Regions from separate parts of the Homo sapiens genome. Here all the other regions are linked to region 1. Evidence: chromatin contacts called from ENCODE Hi-C or POLR2A ChIA-PET data. All regions are on one chromosome and are shown on one strand. Each heading gives the region's core, a stretch centred on a gene start or an enhancer-like site at or near the end of the contact. The rest is flanking DNA. Distances are from core to core; before and after follow the strand shown. Region 1 holds the start of ZNF107 (zinc finger protein 107). Region 2 holds the start of ASL (argininosuccinate lyase). Region 3 holds the start of CRCP (CGRP receptor component).

What was found. A loop is a pair of places that touch in the nucleus more often than their neighbours do. ChIA-PET counts read pairs that join two places held with the same protein, here RNA polymerase II (POLR2A). Pooled maps may share reads with other maps.
Region 2: a loop to region 1 is called in a map of CD4-positive, alpha-beta memory T cell, with 16 times the contacts of the local background. The contact joins the promoter of ASL here to the promoter of ZNF107 in region 1. A Hi-C loop is called at or near these places in 1 of 168 maps with a recorded cell type or tissue (CD4-positive, alpha-beta memory T cell) and 6 of 50 pooled maps. POLR2A ChIA-PET finds 5 or more read pairs at or near these places in 1 of 52 experiments (WTC11).
Region 3: a loop to region 1 is called in a pooled map, with 13 times the contacts of the local background. The contact joins the promoter of CRCP here to the promoter of ZNF107 in region 1. A Hi-C loop is called at or near these places in 1 of 168 maps with a recorded cell type or tissue (CD8-positive, alpha-beta T cell), 1 of 37 single-sample maps with no recorded cell type and 4 of 50 pooled maps. POLR2A ChIA-PET finds 5 or more read pairs at or near these places in 1 of 52 experiments (activated CD4-positive, alpha-beta T cell).

Annotation. Positions count from the first base shown.
Region 1 is chr7:64,664,183-64,668,257 of GRCh38, reverse strand. ZNF107 (zinc finger protein 107) reads right to left here and starts at 2,125. Exons shown (of 4, transcript NM_001282359.2): 1 at 1,973-2,125. The coding sequence starts at 1,975. RefSeq lists enhancers at 1,798-1,917, 1,938-2,087, 2,238-2,387.
Region 2 is chr7:66,074,318-66,078,070 of GRCh38, reverse strand. ASL (argininosuccinate lyase) reads right to left here and starts at 2,252. Exons shown (of 17, transcript NM_000048.4): 1 at 2,215-2,252; 2 at 1,978-2,032. The coding sequence starts at 1,989. RefSeq lists an enhancer at 1,702-1,981 and a silencer at 2,082-2,611.
Region 3 is chr7:66,112,660-66,116,155 of GRCh38, reverse strand. CRCP (CGRP receptor component) reads right to left here and starts at 1,309. Exons shown (of 6, transcript NM_014478.5): 1 at 1,186-1,309. The coding sequence starts at 1,193. RefSeq lists silencers at 520-814, 2,243-2,433 and enhancers at 401-929, 1,467-1,596.

The DNA of each region.
Region 1 (4,075 bases), core at 876-3,375:
ACTGGGTGCAGCACACCAACAGGGCACATGTGTACATATGTAACAAACCTGCACGTTATGCACATGTACCCTAAAACTTAAAGTATAATAATAATAAAAAAAAAGAAAACAGATGTGTCTGACTCATGTGTCAAGTCAGGCCACCCAAACACTAGATTCTCCTACCCCATCCTGCTCATTTAAGTGCCCAATGACCACCCTCTCTGTAGACACTGCCCTATGCCTCAGTGACTACTCCAAGTGCATTTCATTTTGCAAGTTCTTGTACCATCTCACTGGGGTCAAGTTTGATTTTTTTTTTTTTTTGTCTTCTGGAATACTATTTTTTCTTTCACAAATCTTAGAGAATCCAGGGGGCAGAAATTATTTCTGAGTTTTCCTCTCAATACCAGCATCTGATTGGCTGACCAGCAATGTACCTCTGAGAAATGGAAGTCGGGTTGAGTGAACACAATCTTAATGCCTCAAAGGGTTAGCTTTCCAAAGGAAGGGTATACCAGGAGATTCCTCTCAGCCCCAGGGCATCCACCTGCTCCCTTGAGAGGCTACACTCCAACCTCAGATTGTCCTCTGTCTCCCATTCCCAGATACCCAGAGTTCCATTCCAGGCCAGGAGCTGAAATTTACTAGAGATTCTAGCATACACAGCCACAGTTGATATCTTGATTTATCCCCAGACAGTACTGAAACCCAGGACCAGGAGAAAACCGAAAGGTGGCTGAGGACACATCACCCTGTAAAGTTTCCAAAGGGAAACCTTGACCCAAAAACATTCTGATAAGATCTCTGCGCCTAGGGAAGATAAAAGGAAAATAGGCACAGACTTTTTTTTACAATACAGTGTCAGGGGATTATTTTTTGTTTTCTTCTCATTGGAAATATTTTCAAACAGCAAACAATTTGTTTAAAGTGCCACCCAATAATTTGTCAACAATGATTAATTAAAATACAGTATCTAAAATGTACACTAAAGGACAAATAGTTGATAATGTGAATTAGGGAGGGGAAGCTGGGATTTGGGAATGTCAAAGGAAACTGGAAATTTAGCATTTTACTGAAAGTCAGTTAGGCTAAAAGAATGGGGAATAGGGAGTAGTCTTGAGACCCTGCTTGAGACACGTGAAAGTTGCAGGGGAAAATCTGTCCCCTGTGGAGTGTGAAAATAACTAAATGGCAGGCAATTAGACTGAGGTGGCTCTAGTCCCAGGGTTTTTACTTTTTAAAAAATCTAACTCAAATGCTTTTTTTTTGTAAATTACTACATTGGGGAAAACAAAATTTAGACTTAATCAACCATGAACTGCCAATTAAGCTCTGATTACGTGACCAGAAAATTTCCACCTTCATCTAAAACTAAGAAACTACGTAACTCTACCTAACCAATTATTGAGTTTGCTTTCCTTTATCATGCACCTTCTAAAAGTCTTTTCTTCAAGCCCCTCCCATGGAAAATAAACTACAAACCACAGCTGGGTGCTCTATAATTCTTCAATTACTCTTTGATTAAATTCTTTAACATTTTTGTGGTGACTTCCATAGATTTTTAAGAGAAAAAAGATGGACTAGGAACCCCACAGACTAAAGCTTTTCCCATTCATGAACCCCGCATCCCGAGTCAGGATTCTCCCCTGATGACCCTCCCGGCATCCCTGCACAATCGGGGAGAGATGCCGCGCTGCGGGTGCAAAGCCGCCCGGAGAGGGCTCCAGGCCAGGGCACAGTCACTGAGCAGGGAGGAGACAGGACGCCCAGGGTCCCGGCTGTCAGCCCAGCCGCCATCTTACGGCTGAAGGGGACTGAGGACCGAGCTGCGCCAAGGAGAACTCGGGGCCGCGGGGGACTGAGGGCCGAGCTGCGCCAAGGAGAACTTGGGGCCGCGGACTTTGGAGGCCCGAGTCCAGCCACAGCCACTTCCGATCGGTTCCAACCAGCCCCTCCCCCTCTCTCGGGATGTCGGACCCAGCACTCTCACCATTTCTAGGTTTCCAGGGAGTCCCGGCGTCTTAGCTGTGGATCTCCCAATATCTGCAGGTCACAGGGACACAGAGGCTGGGCCTCTAGGAGCAGAGGACACTGAGCAGTGAGGAGGAGAGCAGGAGCTCCGGCTGCAGCCAGAGACAAAGGCCCCGCCAAATCCCGGAAGCCGTCCTGTCCGCTCCAGCTGCGTGCCTGATTGGACGGTTCCCAGCCCAGCAGTCCTGATTGGATAACGTTTGCTGCCCTGCTCCCTCAGGCCCTGAGTGACAGAAGCTGTGCTCAGATGCTGGGCTGGAAGAAGATAAAGTGAAACCTAAGCTGCAGCCTTTTCAGGCAGGGCTCCTCCCTGAGTTGAGCCAGGTCCACCCCAGAAGGCATTTGCATTTAACCTGTATATAAAGTCATATGCATTTATAAATAATATATTATGTGGCTATTCACACATGAAAATAATATAACAATTATTTTAAAATTCCAGATTTTATGCCCTTTCTGAATTCTGGTCCTTTGAGCAGGCCGATTGAGAGTTTAAAAAGGAGGCAATCCTCTGAAATAAAACGTGAGCCACATGTGTATTCTAAATTTTCTAGCAGTCAAACTTCAAGAAGGAAGAAGAAGGCCAGGCGCGGTGGCTCACGCCTGTAATCCCAGCACTTTGGGAGGCCGTGGTGGGCGGATCACGAGGTCAGGAGATCGAGACCATCCTGGCTAACACGGTGAAACCCCGTCTCTACTAAAAATACAAAAAATTAGCCCGGCGCGGTGGCGGGGGCCTGTAGTCCCAGCTACTCGGGAGGCTGAGGCAGGAGAATGGTGTGAACCCAGGAGGCAGAGCTTGCAGTGAACCGAGATAGTGCCACTGCACTCCAGCCTGGACGACGGAGTGAGACTCCGTCTCAAAAAAAAAAAAAAAAAAAAAGGAAGGAAGAAGAAACAGGTGGAATTCATTCTAACCATTTAATTAACCCACTATATCAAAAATATTATATTAATATCTGAGCAATATGTAATTATTAATAAAGTGTGTATATTTTTGGAACTAAATCTTTAACTCTGTATTTTACCTTTCTAGCACATCGCAGTTCTGACCAGCCACATTCCGGACACCCAGTAGCCATACATGGCCAATAGCTGTCACATTAAAGTGCAGCTTTGACAACAGGGGTTTGAAGGGCCTGAACATTCCTTTTCTGCCAGAGGTGAGGGAAGAGCCTCTCCCTACCAACATCTCTCTTCAGTTCTGAGGTGGAACAGACCGTGGCCATAAAAAGAGCAGAGGACAGCAGGAATAAAATAACCTAAGGTTGTTAAGAATTAATGTAATTAATATGTATATAATTAAAACTACTAGATGTATGAAAAACAATTCTGCATAGAGAATGTATAAACAAAAGTAAAATATGCTTTTAAGGAAGAAAGTTAGAAACATTTTATCTAGTTTGAAATTACTTAATGATTGTTTCAAATTGAAAAAAGAAAAAACCAAAAATATAATATAAAAAGTTGAAAAATTTATTATAATAGACTATAAAATATTTATGAAAATCTACAGTAGCCAAAAATGACACATTTGATGGATTTATTTATAAGGTTTTATTAAAGTTAGCTTTAGTATTAATAATACAGTAATACAAAAGTAAAAGTTGATTTTCTTTTGAACAAAAATTTTACATATCAATATGACATAGTACAATATTTTTGTCCACCTTTTGAATAAATTTTAAAATAAAGAAAGTAAAAAAGAGAATTTTTCTCATGCAGTCTTTCTCAGGTTTTTTGACTGGAAAACTGAATCTCCTGTATCAAACAGTAAATGATTTTGTTTTTAAAATCTTTTAATTATCACTTTGGATAAATAAATGACTATTATTTTATGGTGATCTGTGGTCCTATTTTAGTGAAGTGTTTTAACCCTATGACATATTTGACAGGCTTCCCAACATCAAATTTTGCTTTAAAAGTGTCTTTTTTTTACACCCCAAACTTTTGGATGCTATAGAGTGTCAATGCAGCATGCAAAAGAGTGATAAACAGGCAGGGGGAGGCGGGCAGATCACCAGGTCAAGAGATGGAGACCATCCTGGCCAACATGATGAAA
Region 2 (3,753 bases), core at 1,003-3,502, 1.4 Mb before region 1:
AAGGCCTGGGGCAACCTGAGGTCACCTAGAACACTGGGCTTGTTGGAAGCCAGACCACTCTGCTCTAGAACCAAACTCCTATCCTTACTGGCAGGCATAAGAGGACCCCACAGGGAGATCAGAGTGAGGTGCCTCCCCTTGGGCACTGAGGAGAGTGGAGGCCTAGTGTGGTAGCAGAAGGTGCTACTCCAAGCCAGGACACATCTGGGCCAGAATGGTCTCTTCAGGGCCAGGGGATGGGGCACTGAGTTGGGCTGGGTTGAATGAGCAACAGTTAAGGTCGAATGTACATGGGAAATACCAGTTTTGGTTTTGGGACTTGTGGGTTTTTTTTCTTTTTTTGAGGTGGAGTCTTGCTTTGTCGCCCAGGCTGGAGTGCAGTGGTGCGATCTCAGCTCACTGCAACCTCCGCCTCCCGAGTTCAAGCGATTCTCCTGCCTCAGCCTCCCGAATAGCTGGGACTACAGGCACCCACCACTACACCCAGCTAATTTTTGCATTTTTAGTAGAGACGGGGTTTCACCATGTTGGCCAGGCTGGTCTCAAACTCCTGACCTCAGGTGATCTGCCCACCTCGACCTCCCAAAGTGCTGGGATTACAGGTGTGAGCCACCATGCCTGCCAGGTTTTTTTATTTTTATTTTTTTGAAACTGGATCTCACTCTGTTGCCTGGGCTGGAGTGCAGTGGTGAGATCATGCTCACTGCAGTCTCAAACTCCTGGGCTCAAGCAATCCTCATGCCTCCGCCTCCTGTGAGACTACAGGTGTACGCCACCACACCTGGGTAATTTTCAAAATCTTTTTGTAGAGACAGGGTCTCATTACATTGCCCTGGCTGGTCTGGAATTCCTGGGCTTCAGCAGTCCTCCCGCCTCGGCCTCCCAAAGTAGAAATATCAGTATTGTTGTGGTTAGCCACCATTTATTGAGCACCTACTGTTGCTCAGCCCTGTGCTAGGGATTTCACATATGTTATTACGGCCTTTTATGAGGTGGGCAATATTACCCCTATTTCACAAATGAGGAAAGAGGTTTAAAGGGCTCAAGTGACTGGTACAGAAACCAAGTCTGTTTGGCTCCAAAGTCCAGGCCCTACCCCCCTGCCATGACCCAGAAGCTTGCAGGGCACTGAGCTTGCAGGGCATTGAGAAAGAGGAAGTGAATTGCTAGCTAATGAAGGCCAAAAGGGCCTGGAACCCAGACCTCCTGCTTCCCGGAGTTCCCTTCATCAAGCATCAGGCGAACAGCCCCTCTCACCTGAAGGGTCCAAAGCAATGGCCTCATAATCTAGTGCCTTACAGAGTGAGGCCGACAGCTATTATTACCCCCATTGCCAGATAAATCAACTATGGCCCAAGGAAGGAAAACCTCTGCCTGGGAATCCAGCATCTCAGTGGTCAGGAGGAGAGGCCAGGAGCCACTGACCCTAAGAGGCAGGGTCCAGTGAGACAGGAAGGGACCAGGCACCAGGGTTGCTGGAGCCACGAGGCGACGTCCCCTTTTTCCTGGCTCTTTCCACATGCCACAGTCAAGGACAAGAACACTTAGGGGCTGAGCTTTATTCTATAAACAGGGACAATTGCTCTAGCAGGAGAAGGGATGTGGTGTGGGGTGGGACCTGACAGGAGGACACGTGGTAAGAAGGAAGGAAGAGTTGGAAGGCTGAAGGCTTGGGAGCCACTTTTCCTGGCCAGGCAGGCATCACTGTGAGGTGAGGGCAGAGCCACTCTACCCCTAGTAGTGTGGGTTGGTGGGTTTGCCACAAGGGCTGCCTGCGGATACTGGTGAGTCCTGGTAAAGGTGACTGCTGGGCTCCAGATGATGCGCCCGGGAGGGCTGGGGGTGCAGGCTTCCTAGGTAATTTTCAAAATTGCTTCCTGGAGGGCGATTCCCAGCAGGGTGGCCCGAGGCAGGTCTGGCGCCCCCACTCTCTCCTTTGGAGGCTAGGAGGACCGGAGTCCCCGAGGTCCCACTCACCTCCGAGGCCATGTTGGGCGGTTCCTCGTCGTCCGGAAGCTTCGGTCCTCCGGGTCTGGAAGACAAGACCGGACTGACGACCTCCTTGGCCAGCAGGGTCCCCCGGGCCGGGCTGGCTCCGAGTTCTGGGCACTGCGCTTGAGGGAGCGCAGCCCTTGGGGACGCGGACGTGAGCGCGCGCCACGGTGCTCGGCGTCCTCCACGCCCGTCCCGCCCATCCGGCCGCCGCGCACTCACCTCCGCCTGGCCGCACGGATAGTGTCGCGCCCGCCACTGGCCAGGGCTTTTCTGGCCGGGATGGCGTCAGCAGCCGCCGGTCCTGTCCCCACCCCTGGCGACGGCCGCGCCAATAGGAGGCCGCCCGGCGGGGTGGGCGTTGCCTCCATCCTCCAATCCTGGCCGTGGGCGGGGATACCTCCCGCTGAGCTGGAGGCTAAGCGGCCCCGGGGCGGGGAAGCGGGCGGGGAAAGGGTTGGGGGGACCCCGACGGGGAAGGGGCCTGGGCTGGGGTTGAGGAGGGTAGTGCGCTGGCGTTCGTGCTGTGGTCAGCAGACACGCAGGGGACTGGAGACTCGGGCCAGGGGTAGAGGCTATGACATCAGGCCCGGGCCTGGCAGGTTCACAAGATATATAAGGTGAAATGGCATGTTCGCTCATTCACTCATTCATTCATTCATTCAACAAACACGTACCAGGCACCTCTATGTGCCAGGTACAGAGAAAGGCATCAAGGAAAAAGGAAGGACCATCAGAAATGAAGCCTGTGCCAGGCGCGGTGGCTCACAGCTGTAATCCCAGCACTTTGGGAGGCCGAGGTGGGAGGATCGCTTGAGGCTACGAGTTGGAGACCAGCCTGGGCAATACAACAAGATCCCGTCTCTACAAAAAAATTAATAATAATAAAAAAAAAGCCGGGCGTGGTGGTGCACGCCTGCAGTCCTAGCTACTCAGGAGGCTGAGGCGGGAGGAGCACTTGAGCCCAGGAGTTCGAAGCTGCAGTGAGCTATTGTGCCACGGCACTCCAGCCTGACTCCTCTAAAAAAGAAAAGAAACGCGGCCGGAGGCCGGGCGCGGTGGCTCACGCCTGTAATCCCAGCACTTTGGAAGGCCGAGGCGGGTGGATCACGAGGTCAGGAGTTTGAGACCAGCCTGGCCAAGGTGGTGAAACCCCGTCTCTACTAAGAATACAAAAATTAGCCGGGCACGGTGGCGGGTGCCTGCAATCCCAGCGACTCCGGAGGCTGAGGCAGGAGAATCTCTTGAACCCGGGAGGCGGAGATTGCAGTGAGCTGAGATGGTGCCATTGCACTCCAGCCTGGGTGACAGAGCAAGATTCTGTCTCAAAAAAAAAAAAAAAAAAAAAAAGAAAGAAAGAAAGAAAGAAAGAAAAGAAAAGAAAAAAGAAACGCAGCCGGGCACAGTGGCTTACGCCTTTAATCCCAGCACTTTGAGAGGCTGAGGCGGGCGGATCACCTGAGGTCAGGAATTCGAGATGAGCCTGGCTGACATGGTGAAACCTTGTCTCTATTAGCCGGGTGTGGTGGTGGGTGCCTGTAGTCCCAGCTACTCCGACAGCTGAGGCAGGAGAATCACTTGAACCAGGGAGGTGGAGGCTGCAGTGAGCTGAGACGGCACCACTGCACTGCAGCCTGGGCGACAGTGAGACTCTTGTCTCGAAAAAAAAAAAAAAAAAAGAAAGAAAGAAAGAAAAAGAAAAAGAGAAGAGAAAACAAAGAAAGAAACGAAACAAAAGAAATGAAGCCTGACTTCAAGAAG
Region 3 (3,496 bases), core at 60-2,559, 1.4 Mb before region 1:
CATGAGCCTTTCATTTCAGTTACACAGACATATTGTGTTTAAAAAAAAATCGGAAGAGGCCAGGTGAAGTGGCTCACGCCTGCAATCCCAGGACTTTGGGAGTACAAAGCAGGAGGATCACTTGAGCTCAGGAGCTGGAGACCAGCCTGGGCTGTAGTGAGACCCTGCATCTACAAAACTTTTTTTAAAAAATTAGCGGTGAGTGATGGCGTGGGCCTGTAGTCCCAGCTACTGAAGAGGCTGAAGCAGGATTGCTTGAGTCCAGAAAGTGAGGCTGCAGTGAACCATGATTACACCCCGCCTGGGGGACAGAGCAAGACCCTGTTTCTTAAGAAAAAACAATTAATTAAAAATGTAAAAATGTGAAATGCCATAGTACATATAACCATTAAACATGAGGCAAAAGAACATAAAGGAAACTGTATCAAATAATCAGTTCAAAGAGAACACAAGATAGTAATACCTACAAATTAATATCAACCGTATAAAGCCCACATTCAGAGTAGATGCAAAATCTTCCATTTGCACCAGGCGCAACGAGCAAGCATGGAAAAGACCACGTGGAGTTAAACTGTCAGAAAATCTTTTACCCTCGCCTTGCACACACACCCACACACCCCCTGCTGTTTCTCTGGTCCCAGTCCTGGTTCACGTCCTTCCCTTCTCCACCCCAAAACCAGCCCCTTCCCTCACAGTGTTTACTGCTCCCATCAAATTCCGAGGGCAGCTCTTCCGAGGGCTCTCCAGGGGCCTACAGCTGCAAGCAGAGCTCTACCCGGCCCTGATTCGTCTCTCCTCCACCTACTTTCAGGGCGGACAGACTCAGGCCTTTATAGCCTTCTAAGTCCGGGGTCGGATACCAGACTGGGCTCCACCCCCGCACTGTGACCCAGAAACGCTGGTAAACGAATGAGAGAAGGAGGGGGCACATTGAAAGGCAGCCGGACACGGAAGTGCTCGGCCCCGCACCAGACACGGCGTGGAGGGGAAGCGAAGGTTCGGAAGGGCAAAGCGAGAGTCCCGTTCGTCCCCGTCACCACCCCGCGGCCCTCCCGGACAGGGCCGGCCCGCTGCCCTCACTCCCGTACGAGGGTCGCCCAGTCCCCACGGCTCTCGGCTCTCAGCTCTCAGCGGTCAAACCGTTGGGCTCCTCGGGCGAAAAGGGACGCGCCCGAGAAGACTTACACTTCCATGACGTCCCGCCTCGTCGCCCCTAGCTGCCAGCAGACAAAGAACCTCACACTTCACAGCTGTCTCCGCCGCCACCAACAGCGCCAAGGTGCCAGCTCCGCGCGCCAAGGTGCTCGCCGGGATCGCCGCGCTGCATGCCGGGAGCTTGGCGGACCCGGAACCTCGCGCTGCGCGTTCCCCTTTTTCGGGGGGCAGGGTGGGGGAGTGTCCCTGCATCCTTCCACCAGGCCGATTTAAGACTGCTAAGCGTTTGCGGACAGGATTATCTTGTGTTTTCTTTTCTTTTTTTCTTTAACCTTTTTTTTTTTTTGAGACGGAGTCTCGCTCTGTCGCCCAGGCTGGATCTCGGCTTACTGCAACCTCCGCCTCCTGGGTTCAAGCGATTCTCCTTCTGCCTCAGCCTCCCAAGTAGCTGGGACTACAGGCGCTTGCCACCAAGCCCGGCTAATTTTTTGTGTTTTTAGTAGAGACGGGGTTTCACCGTGTTAGCCAGGATGGTTTCAATCTCCTGACCTCGTGATCCGCCCGCCTCGGCCTCCCAAAGTCCTGGGATTACAGGCGTGAGGCACCGTGCCCAGCCTCTTTTTTTCTTTTTTGAGACAGAGTCTCGCTCTGTCACCCAGGCTGGAGTGCAGTGGCACGATCTCGGCTCACTGCAATCTCTGCCTCCCAGGTTCAAGCAATTCCCTGCCTCAGCCTCCCGAGTAGCTGGGATTACAGGCGCCCGCCATAACGCCTAGCTAATTTGTGTATTTTTTAGTAGAGACGGGGTTTCATCATCTTGGCCAGGCTAGTCTTGAACTCCTGACCTCGTGATCCACCCGCTTCGGCCTCCCAAAGTGTTGGGATTACAGGCGTGAGCCACCTCGCCGGGCTCTGTCTGTTTTCGTGGTCTAGGTTTTAACAAAGTATTAATCAGCTGAAGTTGTGAGACGTGATCGGGTTAGTGGGCCTTTGCATGTTAAAATCCCACCTCTCAGAGAGTAGTGAGGCTGGTGGCATCTGGGCTGCCAGAAACATTGCAGTTTATTTATTTATTTTTTAAGAGACAGGGTCTTGCTCTGTCGCCCAGGCTGGAATGCAGTGGTGCAATCAGAGCTCACTGCAGCCTTGAACTCCTGGGCTCAAGCAATCCTCCCACCCCAGCCTGCCAGAGTAGCTGGGACCACAGGTGCGCTCCGCTACACCTGGCTAATTTTCTTTTTTTCTTTTTCTTTTTCTTTTTTTTTTTTTTTGAGATCAGTCTCACTCTGTTGCCCAGGCTGGAGTGCAGTGTCGTGATCTCGGCTCATTGCAACCTCTGCCTCCTGGATTCAAGCAGTTCCCTGCCTCAGCCTCCCCAGTAGCTAGGATTACAGGTGCCCGCCATAATGCCCAGCTAATTTTTGTATTTTTTTAGTAGAGACGGGGTTTCACCATCTTGGCCAAGCTGGTCTTGAACTCCTGACCTTGTGATCCACCCTCATCAGCCTCCCAAAGTGTTGGGATTACAGGCGTGAGCCACTGCACCCAGCCACCTGGCTAATTTTCTAAAATAAAATTCTTTATTGTCCAAAGAGTCAGCTACAAAATTTTTTAATTTTTTTGTAGAGATGGGGGTCTCACTGTGTTGCCCAGGCTGGTCTTGAACTCCTCGCCTCAAGTGATCCTCCCACCTCCAACTCCCAAAGTGCTGGGATTACAGGTGTGAACCACCACAATAGCCTCTGTTGCCTACTTTGTAAATAATAAGGGTGTTAAATAATCCTTATAAAGTTCCTGGCACTTTATTAATTACTGTGGCAATACAACCATGACTCTCTATGAGGTACATTGCATTATTATTGACATTTTATAATTGAAGAAACTGAGGCAGACTTGGAGAGATTATGATTTACCAAAAGTCACTCATCTAGGAAGTTGTCCAGTGGGTATTGAACCCCAGCCAATCTGAACATATACAACAGATGCATTAACTAGAGACTGATGAGTGGATGAATAAAATGTGCTACATTTGTGCAATGGAAAACTACTTAAAAAGGAGGCTGGCCGGGCACGGTGGCTCACGCCTGTAATCCCAGCACTTTGGGAGGCCGAGGCGGGCAGATCACGATGTCAGGAGATCGAGACCATCCTGGCTAACAGGGTGAAACCCCGTCTCTACTAAAAATACAAAAAAAATTAGCCGGGCGTGGTGGTGGGCGCCTGTAGTCCCAGCTACTAGGGAGGCTGAGGCAGGAGAATGGCGTGAACCCAGAAGGCAGAGCTTGCAGTGAGCCAAGATCGTGCCACTGCACTCCAGCCTGGAAGACAGGGCAAGACTCTG